Linked DNA regions of Mus musculus: region 2 is linked to region 1. Evidence: chromatin loops called from intact Hi-C (ENCODE). Cell type or tissue: heart. All regions are shown on one strand.

Region 1 (8,000 bases):
AACTCAGGATGTATCTGAGGGTGATGTTGCACTCACAGCAATCTTCCTGCCTCAGCCTTCTCAGAGAAGCAATGACAGGAATCGGCCTCCATCCCAGCTTCAGCTACCACTGGAAAGATGGCACTGTCCTTTAATTCAGAGTGAGGAAAGCCCACAGTGTAGAGGACACATCCCCCATCCATGGGGCACAGGCTTACCCACTGAGACCAGGTTGCTGTAGGTCTCCAACATCATGTCCCTGTATAAGACCTTCTGAGTAGCATCCAGGCAGGCCCACTCCTCCTGAGAGAAGTCAACAGCCACATCCCTAAATGTCACTGACCCCTGAAAGAGCAAACACAAGGAGAGTGAAACTGGGGAAGCTTTCAAGATGGAAACCAGGAGGGAAAGGACTCAAGCGTGGGAAGGGAGCCATAAGGAAATGCTCAAGGCACCTGACTGCATGAGCCCCCCATAAACGACGACTGTGCCCACCTACATAGCCAATACCTGTGCCTCTCCACTCCACCCACATCCCTCAGGCTATACCCACAGAAGGGAAATGTCACCTGGGGTCAGGGTAAAACACATAAGGAATGCTGTGAGTCCTTGAGTTTATCATACTATCACATGATGTCATTAACATTTGTTGTCATAAGAATGATTTTATACACTATGCAAGAGGCCATAAACTTACTAAGTATAAGTACATATTATGTACATGTTAGGCTTAACCTCTTTCTTTCTTTCTTTCTTTCTTTCTTTCTTTCTTTCTTTCTTTCCATGAATGAAAACAAAACCTTCCAAGAAACAATGTGTCTCAGGTCCTTCTTGACTCTGGAGACTGCAGTCACCTCCCTATCACAGCCTGGATGACCTTTCCCTCTGACACCTGGACTCTCCCCTAAGGCTTCCTCGGGGAAGTCATCTCCTCACACCCATGCATAGGGGAAACTCTCCAACAATTCATCACCAGGCTGACAACACCACAGATGTCAATCAGGTTTCCCAGGGCACTCAATGAGACCATCCCCTCAAAGCTCTGAAGCCCCCAAGGCCCCTGTTTCCCTGTGGGACTGACACCTCCACTGCAGGGACAGTCCTCCCTGAGCACAGACCAAGCAGAGAGCACACGTGGAGAAATGCATTCAAAGACAACCGCAGTGCACGCTGGGAAGAAGCACAGACAGGAAGTGCTCAGACCTGCCAGCCCTCACTGGAAAGGGGCAGACTGGGCTGGGGGAATCCGGATCCTTGGGAAGCTTCAAGAGGGAAAGAGGGCAGGAGTCACCTAACCTGAAGTCACTCTATGTCCAAGAGAGAAAAACAACTTACACAGACCATGTCTTGGGAACTAGAGCTGGCCATTCTTCTTCAGGCTTCCTCCCCTGGGGGACAAAAAGAAAGCCATTCACTGCATTGTGACTTGATGTTCCCAGGCTGACTTCTGTCACTGTGATGTCATCGACTACACTTATTTCTCAAGCCTCCCCACTCACTCTCTCCCCTCCCACCGCTCACAGCCTCCCACACACAAATTGGAAGCACACAGGAGTCTACACAAAGCTGATCACCTCCTAACCCAGACAACCCACGGCCAAGGGGGCAGTGTGGGAGTGCAGGGCACAAACATATCTGCCTTGAACTCCTCCAGAAGAGGCCAGCAGAAGGGATCCATCTTCCACCCTGAGCTCCAGCTCGCCCTGCACCTGGGCCGCTCCTCCTACTGTGCGCAGATCTCAGATCTTCCTACTGGAACCCCACCTATCAAGGCTCACAGGGGCTCACAGCATCCAGGTGGCCCCTCCTGTGTAAACTCAGGGCTGAAGCACAGCGAGGCTGGAGGGGCTGCAGCTGTGATGCTCAGGCAGCGTCCAGCATTCTGTGCCCACTGTTAGTGAATGGGACTGTGCACCATGGACCACTCTCCTGAGAACCTTCCCTCATCTATGATAACACTTATGTTGTCTCAAGCCATGATCCTTTATGAAGATAATTAGCTGTAAAACATCCTGTCACAGGAGGTGAGTATATGTTTCCCTCTTTCCATATTATGGGAGATTTTGAACAAAATAATGCTAAGTTTGTTCTGGGTGTCCTAGGTCTTTTGATCCTAGAACTGAGTTTCTCAACCTCCGCAGGGCTGACACAACTGTCCTGCCTTGGGCTCTGTGAGGACCACCTTGTGCTCTGTAAAATTATCACACTGAACACAATACAAATTTTAAAATTCTGCTCTTCATTATTACCTTCATTTCGTTTTCTCCTTGTTTTGAAACAGGTTCTCATTTTGTAGCACACCCCTCCTGGAACTTGCTATGTGGATCAAACTGATCCTTAATTTACAATGATCCTCCTGCTTCTGCCTCCCAAAATGCTGAGATTAAAATGTACACTGTACAGACTAGAGCTTATGAGTCATTTCCTTAAATATACAACCAGTATTTGCATTCTTTCTAACACTCCCTTGTCCTGCCATACCCTGCAGACAATGAACCCAAGATGAGCACTGTCTATAATGTGGGGAAAGGAAGTGATTTAGGGAGAAAAAGTCAAGGGTAATTGAAATGGTCATGTGAACACCAGGACCTAAGGGCAGGGACAACGTAAGGGCCACAGCGGTGGAGGTATGAATGTGTACGTTCACCTACCTGCATTTACTGACAATTCCATATTATAAAATTGAAAACTCATTTCTCAAACAGAAAAGAAGAGTACACTCATCCTTGACTCTTAGATGGGCAGCAATAATGATCCCATCCTTCTCAAGCCCTCCTTTTGACTGATGGCCTTCGCGGGGAGCCTGCGCAAGGATGAGATCCCCATCATGCTCTGGCAGCATCCGCACTGAGCACTTTCCTTCAGTTCCCTCAACACTCACACAGCTAGGGCTCTGAGAAAGTCATGGAATTCAACAAGTAACCACCCTCCTAGGTCACCCTCGGTGGCACTTTCAGCCCCAAATGCTCCTCCCAAGCTCAAGTCTGTACCTAGCCTGACCTCTCCTTACTGAAACTTAGTCCTCTGCTTTGGTTCCTGTGGTCGCGAGGGAAAGTTGGAGCAGAAAGCGACGCGCACAGAGCCCCAGATAATGCAGAGAGATCAAGGTGTGGACACACACACACACACACACTATCACATCAACAAACAGCGACCCTATACGACCGTCCGCACACGCCCACTCCCAGCCGGCTGCCTCAGGCCTTACTCCATGGAGACCGAAGCCAACCTGAAATTTCTTCCGCCGACCACAAAGATCGGACCTTCCGCATTAGCGGCACCAGAACACCAAAAGCCTATGCGCTAGTTTCGGCGTGGTGACCCTAAAAAATGCAGTTATCACCAGCAAAGCCCCCGTGAAGCCCGGCTCTTGGGGGCGGGGATGCCAGATCTGCGAGCGGAGCCCAGTGGTTTGTGGGAGTTCCCACGGGGGTGCGCGCTTAAAGGGGAGGCGCCCTCCTTTGAGTAAAAGTTACTTCCGGTTCTGCGGGGAACTGATTTTCTCGCCCTTAAAAAGGCAGGGATGCTCTAGATAGAAAATGTGACTGAGGACCACATGCTATGCAACAACCGTACTGTGTCTGTTAGACAGGCTAGACGATCCTCATAATAAAACTAGTCGCATTGAAAGTACTGTAATCGGTCTAAAAGCTAAAGTACAGGTTTGTCACATTAGATTTGAAAAGAGGTCAGACCCAGCTATCTGTTAACTTCAGAAAATATGTTAAAGATAAATACTCTAGCAGATTCAAAGTGACCATCTTTACATAATCAAAAGAAAACTCAAGTCGATTATAAAATGGAGGCAGATTTGGGGGCAAAGAACATTGCCAGTGATAATAAAGAGGCCAAGACATCAAGTGATAGTAAACATGGCTGGGCGTGGTAGCAATGGCTTTTATCCCAGCGATGGGGAGGTACAGCCAGCTGCATGTCTGTGAGAAGAGACCACCGAGGACTACCCAGTGAAACCCTGTCTAAGAACTAAAATACACTCAGATTATGGTGGCACATGCCTTTTACTCTTTTTGTGTCTGAGTTACCTCACTCAGGATATTTTCTAGTTGCACCCATTTGCCTGCAAAACTCATGATGTCCTCATTCTTAATAGCTAAATACTATCCCATTATGTAAATGACCCACATTTTCTGTATCCATTTTTCCATTGGGGGACATCTGGGTTGTTTCCAGCTTCTGGCTTTCACAGATAAGACCTCTATGAACACAGTGGATTTGTGGTATGGTGGGGCATCTTTTGGGTATATTCCAAGAGTGGTATAGCTGGGTCTTTGTGGTTGATCTATTTCCAAACTTCTGAGGATCCTCGAGATTGATTTCCAGAGTAGTTGTATCAGTTGGCAATCCCACCAACAATGTCTTAGAGCTCAGGCTCTAAGATCCAGAATTGATAAATGGGACCTCATAAAACTGGAAAGCTTCTGTAAGGCAAAGGACGTAGTCAGGACAAATCAGCAACCTATAGAGTGGGACAAAACTTCACTAACCCCACATCCTATAGAGGGTTAATATCCAAAATATATAAAGAACTCAAGAAGCTAAGCTTCAAAAATCCAAACAACCCAACCACAAAATAAGGTATAGAGCTAAACAGAGAATTCACAACAGAGGAATCCCAAATGATGGAGAAGCACTTAAAGAAATGTTCAAAGTCCTTAGTGATCAGGGAAATGCAAATCAAAATGACCTGAGATTCTACCTTACAACAATCAGAATGGCTAAGACAAAAAACTCCGGTGACAGCACTTGTTTCTACTGCACTTTTGAAACTTAAAGACTGTATCTATTTTTAAGATATCCCATAGGCTAATACTAGACCAGGAGTCCCCAGCTATATCTAGGTGACTGTTTCTGCAAAGCTTCCTGTTTTGTTATTCCACTGGCTTTTGGATCATTTATAAAGATGCTTAGCCTTCTGTCATGCCAATGTGTTCCGTCCTCCTTTCTCTCCACAGTGTGATTCTGGTCAGTCTGCTCCATCACAGTTCTTTTCTTAGTGCTACCCCTTATCCTTCATGGAAGTAAAATCAGATAATTGCCCTCCATTTTCTCCACAGGAGCTGTGTGGTGCTGAATACGTAACTAGAGATTAATGTCCACCACAAGCGTTTCCTTAGCTGCAGTCACTTGAATTCCTCCTGGGGTTCTGCAGGCCACATCCCCAGTCTCAGCTCTTTCTGCCTCTGTCTCCTGCTCTGTGTGTGCATAGCTTTCCCTCCTCCTCACACCTCTGTCTCCTGCTCTGTGTGTGCATAGCTTCCCCTCCTCCTCCTCACCTCTGTCTCCTGCTCTGTGTGTGCATAGCTTCCCCCTCCTCCTCTCACCTCTGTCTCCTGCTCTGTGTGTGCATAGCTTCCCCTCCTCCTCACCTCTGTCTCCTGCTCTGTGTGTGCATAGCTTCCCCCTCCTCCTCACCTCTGTCTCCTGCTCTGTGTGTGCAAAGCTTCCCCCTCCTCCTCACCTCTGTCTCCTGCTCTGTGTGTGCATAGCTTCCCCTCCTCCTCACACCTCTGTCTCCTGCTCTGTGTGTGCATAGCTTCCCCTCCTCCTCCTCACCTCTGTCTCCTGCTCTGTGTGTGCATAGCTTCCCCCTCCTCCTCTCACCTCTGTCTCCTGCTCTGTGTGTGCATAGCTTCCCCTCCTCCTCACCTCTGTCTCCTGCTCTGTGTGTGCATAGCTTCCCCCTCCTCCTCACCTCTGTCTCCTGCTCTGTGTGTGCAAAGCTTCCCCCTCCTCCTCACCTCTGTCTCCTGCTCTGTGTGTGCAAAGCTTCCCCCTCCTCCTCACCTCTGTCTCCTGCTCTGTGTGTGCAAAGCTTCCCCCTCCTCCTCACCTCTGTCTCCTGCTCTGTGTGTTCATAGCTTCCCCCTCCTCCTCACCTCTGTCTCCTGCTCTGTGTGTGCATAGCTTCCCCCTCCTCCTCCTCCTCACCTCTGTCTCCTGCTCTGTGTGTGCAAAGCTTCCCCCTCCTCCTCACCTCTGTCTCCTGCTCTGTGTGTGCATAGCTTCCCCTCCTCCTCACCTCTGTCTCCTGCTCTGTGTGTGCATAGCTTCCCCCTCCTCCTCACACAAAGATGCATCTGTGTTTCTTTCCAAGTTTTCTCTCCTGCTTCTGAAGGTGACTGTAGGCATGTGTTGAGAAATCCCTTCATCCCCTTCCCCCTTCCTTCCTCCACCCTCTTCTAGATCTATCCGTGAGTGAGCCACCCCTCTCCACAATGAACATTGATTTCCATACTTCCGTCATGTTCTTGTGGGGAGTTTTGGTTGCCGCTGTTCATTTTGTTTTTGTTTGATTTTGGTTATAGTCTTTTCTACATAAGATTTCTCTGTGTGGCCTTGGCTGTCCTTTGTGTTCCTCTGCAGACCAGGCTGGCCTCGAACTCAGAGATCTGTTGCCTCCGCCTCCTGAGTGCTGGGATTACATGTGTGTGCCACCATAATTGGCTGAATATTTATATTTTAAATATGTCAGACCTGAATCTACTGAATATGAAGTATGCCTATTGTAATTAGCGAGCCTGGGCCGCTGCCTTCCCCCCCCCTCAATGCTGAACGACCTTTAAATCCCAAGGAGTCCTGGATCGCCTGGGACTACATTTACTGAATGAGTGACGCTCACCCTCTTCTCTTTTCATTGTTCGTGTGTGTGTGTGTGGTGTGCACTTTTGCATGTATGAGTGGGAGTCAGTGTGCTCACAGATGTGCAAAAGCAAAAGATCAATAAGAAAGAAACGATTCCAAACAATGCAAACTAAAATGAAAATGTCACAAGAATACAATTGAGATCATTGTGTTGGCTAGTTACTCCTGGCATGGAGTCTGCCCTGAGGTGTGGTTGATATACCCAGCAAGACAATAGTGGAGAAATACAATTTTTCCATTGTCAGTGCATATTAACAACAGAGAGTTCACTTGTCAGAGGTCAGAGCCCATGTCTACTCCCCTCCCCCCCACACACACACCCCATCACTGTTGAGAATCTGTCTGGTGTAAACCTGTGCATGCTCTGTGTGCTGCATGGACTCTGAGAGTTCATGTGTGCATCATCAGTCTTGTTGTGTCTGTAGCCCTTGTCACTGAGGGCAGAATGAACACAGTGATCACCGCTCCACAGACAGACAAAGTGAGGGGAGCAAAACCTGTCACCCAGAGCTCCTCCTTCCCTCAGTCATGAGTCTGGGAGACCCGAGGTCTGGCCTCCTAGAACAAGTGTGAGTTGAGTGGCAGGCAGACTTGTGGTGGAACATGTGTGCAATCCCAGTGCTGGGGAGGGCAATCCAATTGGATCAGTAGTTCAAAGGCATCCTTGGCTACAGAATACATCAGAAAACTGCCTGCATTTTCAGAGTCTTACCAGAAAGGAAGAAAGAAAGGAAAAAGGGGAGGGAGGTGGGAGGGGGAGAAGGAAGGAGGAAGGAGGGATGGAAAGAGGGATACAGATACACAGACAGACAGACAGACAGACAGACAGAGAAATTGTCTGAGAAGGAAACGGGTAAACACTCTGAGATAAGCATCTGCAGTGTCCTGACCACAGGGCATCTCAGAATGCTCTGGGGAAGCCCCAGAAGGGCTTGGCTCTGATGATTCAGGAAGTTCTTCAACCAGGGCAGAGTCTCTTCTTAGCAACTCCCCTGCTGTATCTCCTTGATTCCTCCCTATCCCGAGCTTATCCCCGTCCCGCGGGAAATAAACACAGGACACACCAGATTCTTCCACGGTTAACTTTTACTTCTATATCATATTGAGGTAGACAAAGAAAGCTCAGAAAGTGTGTGGCTTAAATACTTTTGGTGACGTGTCTAAACTAGGACTGGTAGCAACACCCATGATCCTCATGCACCCTGGGGATAGGTTAAAGCCCCCAGGGGTTGGGCAAAAGCCTCGGAGATGGACTGGTGACTTTGGCTGGCTGTGCTCTCGCAGCTGCGCACAATGAGGTTTAGCACCATCTAGTGGCGGCACGTAGATTGCAGCCCTTTACATCTCCCCCTCTATAA
Region 2 (8,000 bases), 70 kb before region 1:
GAACGAGAATTTGGGAAGTCGGTTCAGAGAAGATACTCTGTTGAAAATGTCTCTTATCCTCAGAAATCTAGGAAGTCTCCTGACAACCTTTTCCCAGCATTCTAACAGTCTAGATTGACTGTCCCAGGATGCTGCCAAACGTGACTGGAAACAAAGTTGTTCTATCCTCCCTACAGGGTCAGGACACAGAATACTGATAGTTAAACTGTGAGGGGCCCTACATGAAGAACCTGACTCTGCCATTGTTCCATTGGCAGCAACAACAAAGCCCTGGTGGCTCTAATGTCTAGGAGAAAAAGCTGGATGCCTACAATTCAGAGTCCTTTGCTTTAAGGATTGAAGCTAGGTGTGGTGACTTTTGCCTGTAATTCCAGAATATGAGAGGATGAGGTAGGAGAATTACCAGGCATTTAAGGCAAGCCCGGGTTTCATGTATGAAATCCAGGATATCTTGGAAAAGAAAAGCAAAATAAATACACAAGCCTAAAGGCTCAGGGATCTACAGACAAGAGAAGGCAGGAAGATTGCAAGAGCCAAAGGGTGTCTTCAAGGAAATACTGACTTCCAGACACAACAGATGCACATTATGAACTCTCAAGAGTCCATGCAGTGTGTGCAGGTTCAAGGAAGACAGTCTCAACAATGGGGGGTGGGGGGAACCATGGGCTCCCACCCCTAACCAGTGAACTATCTGTAATTGACACCTGCTAGCAAATAAAAATCAGGTGTCTCCAATGCTGTCTCACTGGGTGTATCAACACCTCAGGGCCCACACAAAATAAACTTGGTGGTATTTTTGTGACCTTTTTGTTTATTTTGCATTGCTTGGTCAATTTTGATTTTGTCTTATTGGTCTTTTGCTTGTGCATTTCTGCACACACACAAACCCCCTCACACATACAAACAGTGACACCACACACATGAAAAATGGAGAAAAAAGAGAAGGGAATGAACAGCATGGAATCAATAAGTGTCATTGTCACAGGTCATCCAGAACTTCATGGGGTTTAAAGGGAGCTCAGCATTGATGCAGATGGAAGGCAGCAACCCAGGCTGTTTAATTACTACAGGCACACTTAAGATTCCTTAGACTGAGGTATGTCTGACTTGAGGTTTTATATTGCTGTGACAAGACAATGACCACAGCAACTCTTAAGTGGGGCTTGCTTACAGTTGGGAGGTTTAGCCCATTATCATTGTGTTGGGAAGCATGGCAGCACTCAGGCACACGTGGTTCTGGAGAGGTTACTAAGAACCTCTGGACCCAAGGCAGCAGGGAGACAGAGACACTAAGCCTTGCTTGAGCTTCTAAAAAGTACAAGCTCACCCCTGTGACACCTTTCCTCCCACAGAGCCCCACATACTCCTCTCAGGCCACATTCCCAATAATGCCACTCCCTATGAGTCTGATTTTTATTCAAAGCACCACAAGGTGTGACATTATTTAAAACATAAGATCCAGCCAGGTGATGATGCACACCTGAATTTTAGCACTCAGAAGGCCAGCCTGGTCTACAGAGAAAGTTCTAGAACATCCAAGGCCACCCAGAGAAATCCTTGTTTCAAGAAAACCAACCAAACAAAACCAAGCAATAATAATAAAACCCCATGCGAGAACATGACAGAAGTATGAAAACCAATGTTCATTGTGGAGAGGGGCAGTAACTCAGATCTAGAAGAGGATGGGTGTGAAGTGAGGATCAGGAAGGGGGAAGGGAATGCAGGGATTTCTCAACACATGGCCGCTGTCACCTTCAGAAGCAGGACAGAAGACTATTTGAAAAGAGAGAGATGCATCTTTGTGTGAGGAGGATGAAGTTATGTATCGCAGGAGACAAAGGCGGAAAGAGCTGAGAACTGAGGATGGACAGAACCCCAGCAGGGATTCCAGCAGGAATTTGTAGCTAATGAAACATTGATGGTGCACATTCATCTCCCTAGTTATGTATCCAGCTACCCCAAATTCCACACAGCAGCTATACAGAAAAGGGGAGCCCAATTACCTAATTTGTTCCCCATGAAGGATAAGGGGTAGCACTAAGAAAAGAACTGTGACACAGGAGAGATGGAGCAGACCAACCAGAATCACACTGTGGAGAGAAAGGAGGACAGAACACATTGGCATGGCAGAAGGCTAAGCATCTTTATAAGTGATCCAAAAGCCAGTGAAACAAAACCCAAGCTTTGCAGAAGCAGTTACCTGGGTTGGGCTGGGGACTCCTTGCCTACAGTGTCTGCATTAGTAATCAGCCTGTTGGATATCTTAAAATAGATGGAGTCTTTATTTTTTTTATAAGTGCTGGTATTTATATTTTTCAAAAAATAGCATGAAAAAAAGGAAGCTTTAAACAGAAACATCTTCAGGTGATGAGCATTTCTGCCACAGGTGTGTGGACAGGAACACACAGTCACCCTGATTCCATTTAAGTTTAACTGTCTCCATTTTTATTCACTTGCATTCATAGGTGATGATGCTGTCCAAATCAACTCTGCTCTGTTGCTTTTCTGGATTTCTTCTGTCAGTTATTGAGGCTGAAAACTTATGTATGCGATACTGGATTTGGTTGTTATTTCTTATTGTTCTAGTATGTTTTCCCCGTCTTCGTGTTATAAAGGTGTGGTATTAGGAGTATACTCAGAGTTTATTTTAGTTTGCTTGTTTTGGTTTTGGTTTTTGGTTTTTCGAGACAGTTTTCCTGTGTAGTACTGGTTGTCCTGTAACTCACTCTGTAGACCAGGCTGGCCTTGAACTCACAGACATTCTCCTGGCTCTGCCTCCCTAGGCCTTGGATTAAAGGCATGTGCCACCATAATCTGAGTGTATTTTAGTTCTTAGGGTTTCACTGGGTAGCCCTCGGTGGCCTCTTCTCACAGACATGCAGCTGGCTGTGCCTCCCCATTGCTGGGATAGAAGGCATTGCTACCACGCCCAGCCATGTTTACTGTCACTTGATGACTGACTTGCCCTCTTTATTATCACTGGCAATGTCCTTTGGCCCAAAATCTGCCTCGACTTTAAAATCAAATTTAGTCTCCTTTTGACTATGTGAGGATGGTCACTTTGAATCTGCTGGAGTATTTATCTTTAACATTTTTTCTGTAGTAAACACATGGCTGGGTCTGACTTGTTTTTCAATCTAATGTGACAAACCTATACTTCGGCGTTTAGATAATTTACATTTTACTGCGGTTACTTTTATTACTAGCGTGGTCTAGTCTCGTCAACATTTGTTTACTCACATTCTGGAAAATTCGTGTAAATACAGGAGACAACAAAAGTAGTTTTGAAAGTTCAATAGTGTCACGTTACAATAAATAGGGTTTTCTAAAAACACGTGTATGTTTTTGTTTAGGCTACCTGGACATGCTAGTCCTTCATCCACTCAGTCCAACATGATGTAAGTGACTGCCTAATGGGCACAGCTCTGTTGATGCATACCGATCTGGCTCTCACTCACATTCTCCCGTCTAGATAACAGATGCTATGGTCTGACTCCCCTGCTCCCCAGCATAGCTGCAGCCATTCTGTTCTATGCCTGCCAGCTATTTCACAGTGTTGCTGTAACATGCCTGCCAGTCACTGACATAGAGAAGTGACTGAGCTCAGGGACACGCTGGCCACATACCCTGTTTTGTTCTGTGTGCTCTCAATGATCTGTATGAGGTTTGCTTATCTTATTTCACAAAGCTGTATGTAGGACCCATTGAATCAAAGGTAAATAGCAACTGTTATGTCTAAAATATCTTGAGTAAAGCTGACCACTGGGCAGCTCTTCCTGTACCTGCATATGAGCTCAGTGTTTTTTTTTTTTTTTTTTTTTTTTTTTTTTTTTTTTTTTTTTTTGGGGCTGACATTGAAGAATGCTGCTAATAAGCCAAAAAGTTTTAATACTCATGTTCTGTTATCTCACTGTTCTGAAATTCCCCAGTTCACCACCCATCCACCCCCCACCTTACTCAGGTCCTATCAGCTTAAAGGTTGCTAAAAATATACTTTGCCTAGGAAGCCAACAGCTCCCCTCCCTGCCCTTTAAACGTTTGAACCTGGTTTCTCATATAAAAAGCCTACCCTGAGAGCAGACCAGTACTACAATTAGGCTCCCGAGTCCTTTTTGCAGTCCTGAACTCCAGTATTATGGTACGTGTTTAATACACTAGTCTTGCTTAACTGAGATTGGTGTATGTATATAAGGTTTGAGTGGCGACTTCCTGAACTCCAACACAGCGACAATGAACCCTGGGAGTGTCTAGAACTTCTGTTTCTCTCTGAAATCGCTAAACTACCCACGTTCAAACCCAACAATTCTTTAGTTCAGTCTTTTCCAATTTACCATAGTCCCCACCAGAGCACAGCGAGGTGGAATCCCACTCAGTCTCAAGCAAAGATACAGCCAATTACAGCCTGATTTGATCTTACTTCTTTTGAACTTTAAAACTTCAGTTTGTCTGTCAGCTCCACAGGAGAGAAAATCAGTTACTAGTAGAACCCGGAACTATTTTGATCACAGGAGGGAGCCTCCCCTTTAAAGTCGGGGAGTACCCCCCTCCCCCTGGGAACTCTCACAAGCCACAGGACGCAGCTCTCAAATGGGCTGGGCCAAGTTGCATGCTGGGATCTCTCTGGAGCCCTGGGCTTCTCGGATCTCCGGTAGCGAGGGCTGTAGTTTTCAGGGCCACCATGGCAAGAAGTAGTGGATAGGCTCTGGGTGTCCTGGTGCCGCTAATGCGGAAAGTCCGATCTTTCTGGTCGGAGGAAGAAATCTCTAGTTGGCTTCGGTCTCCACGTAAGGCGGGAACCAGCCGGCTGGGTGTGGATGTGGACCGCGGTGTGGGGTGGTTGTGTATTTATGTGTGGGGGGACGGTGCTGCTGCAGGTGGTGGTGGTGGTGGTGGTGGTGGTGGTGTGTGTGTGTGTCTGTCTGTCCGAGTGTGCACACTTTGAGCTCTCTGCATTATCTCTGTCACCCAGTGTCACCCGGCTTGTTGCTCTCTGCTCCTACTTTCTCCCCTGGCCACAGGGGCTGAAGCAGAGGACCAAGCTTCTGAGAGAAGAGTCCGCACTGAAGGGAAGCTTTCCCTGAGGCCCAGAGTTGAGCATGGGAGGAGCATTTCAGGCCGGAAGAGTCTCCAGGGTTGCTTAAGAGAGCAGGCAGCTACTTGTTGAGCCCCAGGACTTTCCCAGAGCCCTATCCTAGCCACGTGAGTGTTGACAGAGTAGCAGAAAGTGCTCCCTGAGGATGCTCTCAGATATAGTCTGGGATCTCGCGCTTATTCAGGCTCCGTGCCTCAGCCATTACAAAGGAGGGCTGAAGTAGAATAAGGACTTTATTGCTGCACATCAAAGATTAAAGAATGAGCTTGTGCTTTGTTTGAAAATGAGGTTTTAGTTTTAGAATATGGAATTGTCAGTAACTGAAGGAGGGACAGGCAAATTGATACCTCCACCATTGTGTCCCTTACATTGTCCCTTCCCTTTCCACTTAGTATTCGCATTATCCTTCCAATGACATCCCTTGACATCGTCTCTCTACAATCACTTCTTTTTCTGAACAAATTATAGATAGGAGTCTCCAGAGGTTAGCGTTAGGGCTTTTACATCCCGATCTGTTAAATTGGCGCCTATTTCAATGGCATCACTCATCCTATCTTTACAGGCCTGCCTCTCAAAGCAGCAGAAAACTGCAGGTGGTTGACTATGTCTGTTCACCATTTCAGCTGGGAAAGTGATAGCACTGAATTTGGCATCTTTGAGAGCTAGTGATTTTCTGAGTGTGTGTGTGTGTGTGTGTGTGTGTGTGTGTGTGTGTAATGGGTAACACTGGCCAGATCCAGATGAGCAATGCCGTCCGTGGCTGATAGTGGGTGTGGATCTGTGGTATCAGGTTGAAGTCTTGGTTCTGTCCCCTCAGGCTCTCCAGGCCTGTCAGGAACCTTAGGATGCCTGTGGTGAAGCCTGTTAGTGCAATGCCGCCATATCCTAAGGGCCTGGTGTGCTTTAGTTGTTGCTCTGTGAGGCCATCTTGGGTTCATTCCCCTCAGTGTTCTGCAGGACAAGGGAGTGTGAGAAACAATGCGATTGCTGGGCAGTGGTGGTGCACACCTTTGATCCTAGCACTTGGGAGGTAGAGGCAGGTGAATTTCTGAGTTCCAGGCCAGCCTGGTTTACAGAATGAGTTCCAGGACAGCCAGGGCTACACAGAGAAACCCTGTCTCTACAAAAAAAAAAAAAAAAAAGCGGCCCAGGTGCAGGGCGAGCTGGAGCTCAGGGTGGAAGATGGGTCCCTTCTGCTGGCCTCTTCTGGAGGAGTTCAAGGCAGACATGTTTGTGCCCTGCACTCCCACACTGCCCCCTTGGCCGTGGGTTGTCTGGGTTAGGGGGGGATTGGCTTTGTGTAGACTCCTGTGTGCTTCCAATTTGTGTGTGGGAGGCTGTGAGCGGTGGGAGGGGAGAGAGTGAGTGGGGAGGCTTGAGAAATAAATGTAGTCGATGACATCACAGTGACAGAAGTCAGCCTGGGAACATCAAGTCACAATGCAGTGAATGGCTTTCTTTTTGTCCCCCAGGAGAGGAAGCCTGAAGAAGAATGGCCAGCTCCAGTTCTCAACACATGGTCTGTGTAAGTTGACAGTTTTCTCTTTGACATAGGGTGACTTCAGGTTATGTGACTCCTGCCCTCTTTCCCTCTTGAAGCTTCCCAAGGATCCGGATTCCCCCAGCCCAGTCTGCCCCTTTCCAGTGAGGGCTGGCAGGTCTGAGCACTTCCTGTCTGTGCCTCTTCCCAGCGTGCACTGCGGTTGACTTTGAATGCGTTCCTCCACGTGTGCTCTCTGCTTGGTCTGTGCTCAGGGAGGACTGTCCCTGCAGTGGAGGTGTCAGTCCCACAGGGAAACAGGGGCCTTGAGGGCTTCAGAGCTTTGAGGGGATGGTCTCATTGAGTGCCCTGGGAAACCTGATTGACATCTGTGGTGTTGTTAGGCTAATGACCCTGGGAGTTATGGAAGACTGAGGAGACATGCTGACCACCTGAAAGGTTTTTTGTTAGTTTGTTTTGTTTTGACCAAAAATTATAATATGGAATGGTATATAGTTTATAGAAGTCATTCTCATGACAACAAATGTTAACGACATCATGTGATAGTATGATAAACTCAAGGACTCACAGCATTCCTTATGTGTTTTGCCCTGACCCCAGGTGACATGTCCCTTCTGTGGGTATAGCCTGAGGGATGTGGGTGGAGTGGAGAGGCACAGGTATTGGCTATGTAGGTGGGCACAGTCGTCGTTTATGGGGGGCTCGTGCAGTCAGGTGCCTTGAGCATTTCCTTATGGCTTCCTTCCCACGCTGAGTCCTTTCCCTTCTGGTTTCCATCTTGAAAGCTTCCCCAGTTTCACTCTCCTTGTGTTTGCTCTTTCAGGGGTCAGTGACATTTAGGGATGTGGCTGTTGACTTCTCTCAGGAGGAGTGGGCCTGCCTGGATGCTACTCAGAAGGTCTTATACAGGGACATGATGTTGGAGACCTACAGCAACCTGGTCGCAGTGGGTAAGCCTGTGCCCCATGGATGGGGGATGTGTCCTCTACACTGTGGGCTTTCCTCACTCTGAATTAAAGGACAGTGCTGTCTTGCATAACTAGAATCAGAGGCTAGACAATTGTAGAGGATCCATGTTCAGTTCTCAGTACCACTAGGTGTGACTCTAGTTCCAGGGGGTCTGATGCCTTCTTCTGGTCTCCATGGCCACTGTAGTCACATGTGGTGCTCAGACACACATGCAGACAGATCGTCACATACATAGAACATAAAATAAATTTTAAGCAATAGAATTTTAAAAAGAGATAGCTGACCTCGTCCTCCCTCCTAAAGGAAGAGTGTGAGCTTTGTAGGGTTGAAGCTAGGATCTTCATGAAGTGGCTGCTTTTCACATCCCTCGGAGATTCTCTCACCGAGCTCTAGGTTGAGTGAGAGGTCCTGTCTCATGAAATTAAATTGAGATCACTC

Evidence for each region. Hi-C counts contacts between places; a loop is a spot of excess contacts. Peaks named below come from ENCODE experiments on the same cell type or tissue, not always from the same donor. Only the 100,000 strongest peaks of a DNase experiment are listed, where the experiment ranks them.
Region 2: it touches region 1 in a loop (5-fold over the local background); 9 of 42 quality-filtered maps call a loop at or near these places.

The regions. Positions count from the first base shown.
Region 1 is chr7:27,926,087-27,934,086 of GRCm38, forward strand. Zfp974 (zinc finger protein 974) reads right to left here and starts at 3,372. Exons shown (of 5, transcript NM_001374027.1): 1 at 3,209-3,372; 2 at 1,315-1,367; 3 at 198-324. The coding sequence starts at 1,347. Gm26891 (a long non-coding RNA gene) reads left to right here and starts at 322. Exons shown (of 2, transcript XR_881914.3): 1 at 322-2,003; 2 at 2,261-2,388. In heart, no CTCF peak of the experiment used is centred here; a DNase peak (open chromatin) is centred at 3,385; H3K4me3 peaks cover 2,029 bases; H3K27ac peaks cover 1,047 bases; H3K27me3 peaks cover 272 bases.
Region 2 is chr7:27,855,973-27,863,972 of GRCm38, forward strand. Zfp59 (zinc finger protein 59) reads left to right here. Exons shown (of 5, transcript NM_011762.3): 5 at 1-802. It overlaps Zfp607a (zinc finger protein 607A), which reads left to right and starts at 4,613. Exons shown (of 5, transcript NM_001024726.2): 1 at 4,613-4,784; 2 at 6,565-6,617; 3 at 7,417-7,543. The coding sequence starts at 6,585. In heart, no CTCF peak of the experiment used is centred here; DNase peaks (open chromatin) are centred at 4,599 and 5,149; H3K4me3 peaks cover 2,538 bases; H3K27ac peaks cover 2,423 bases.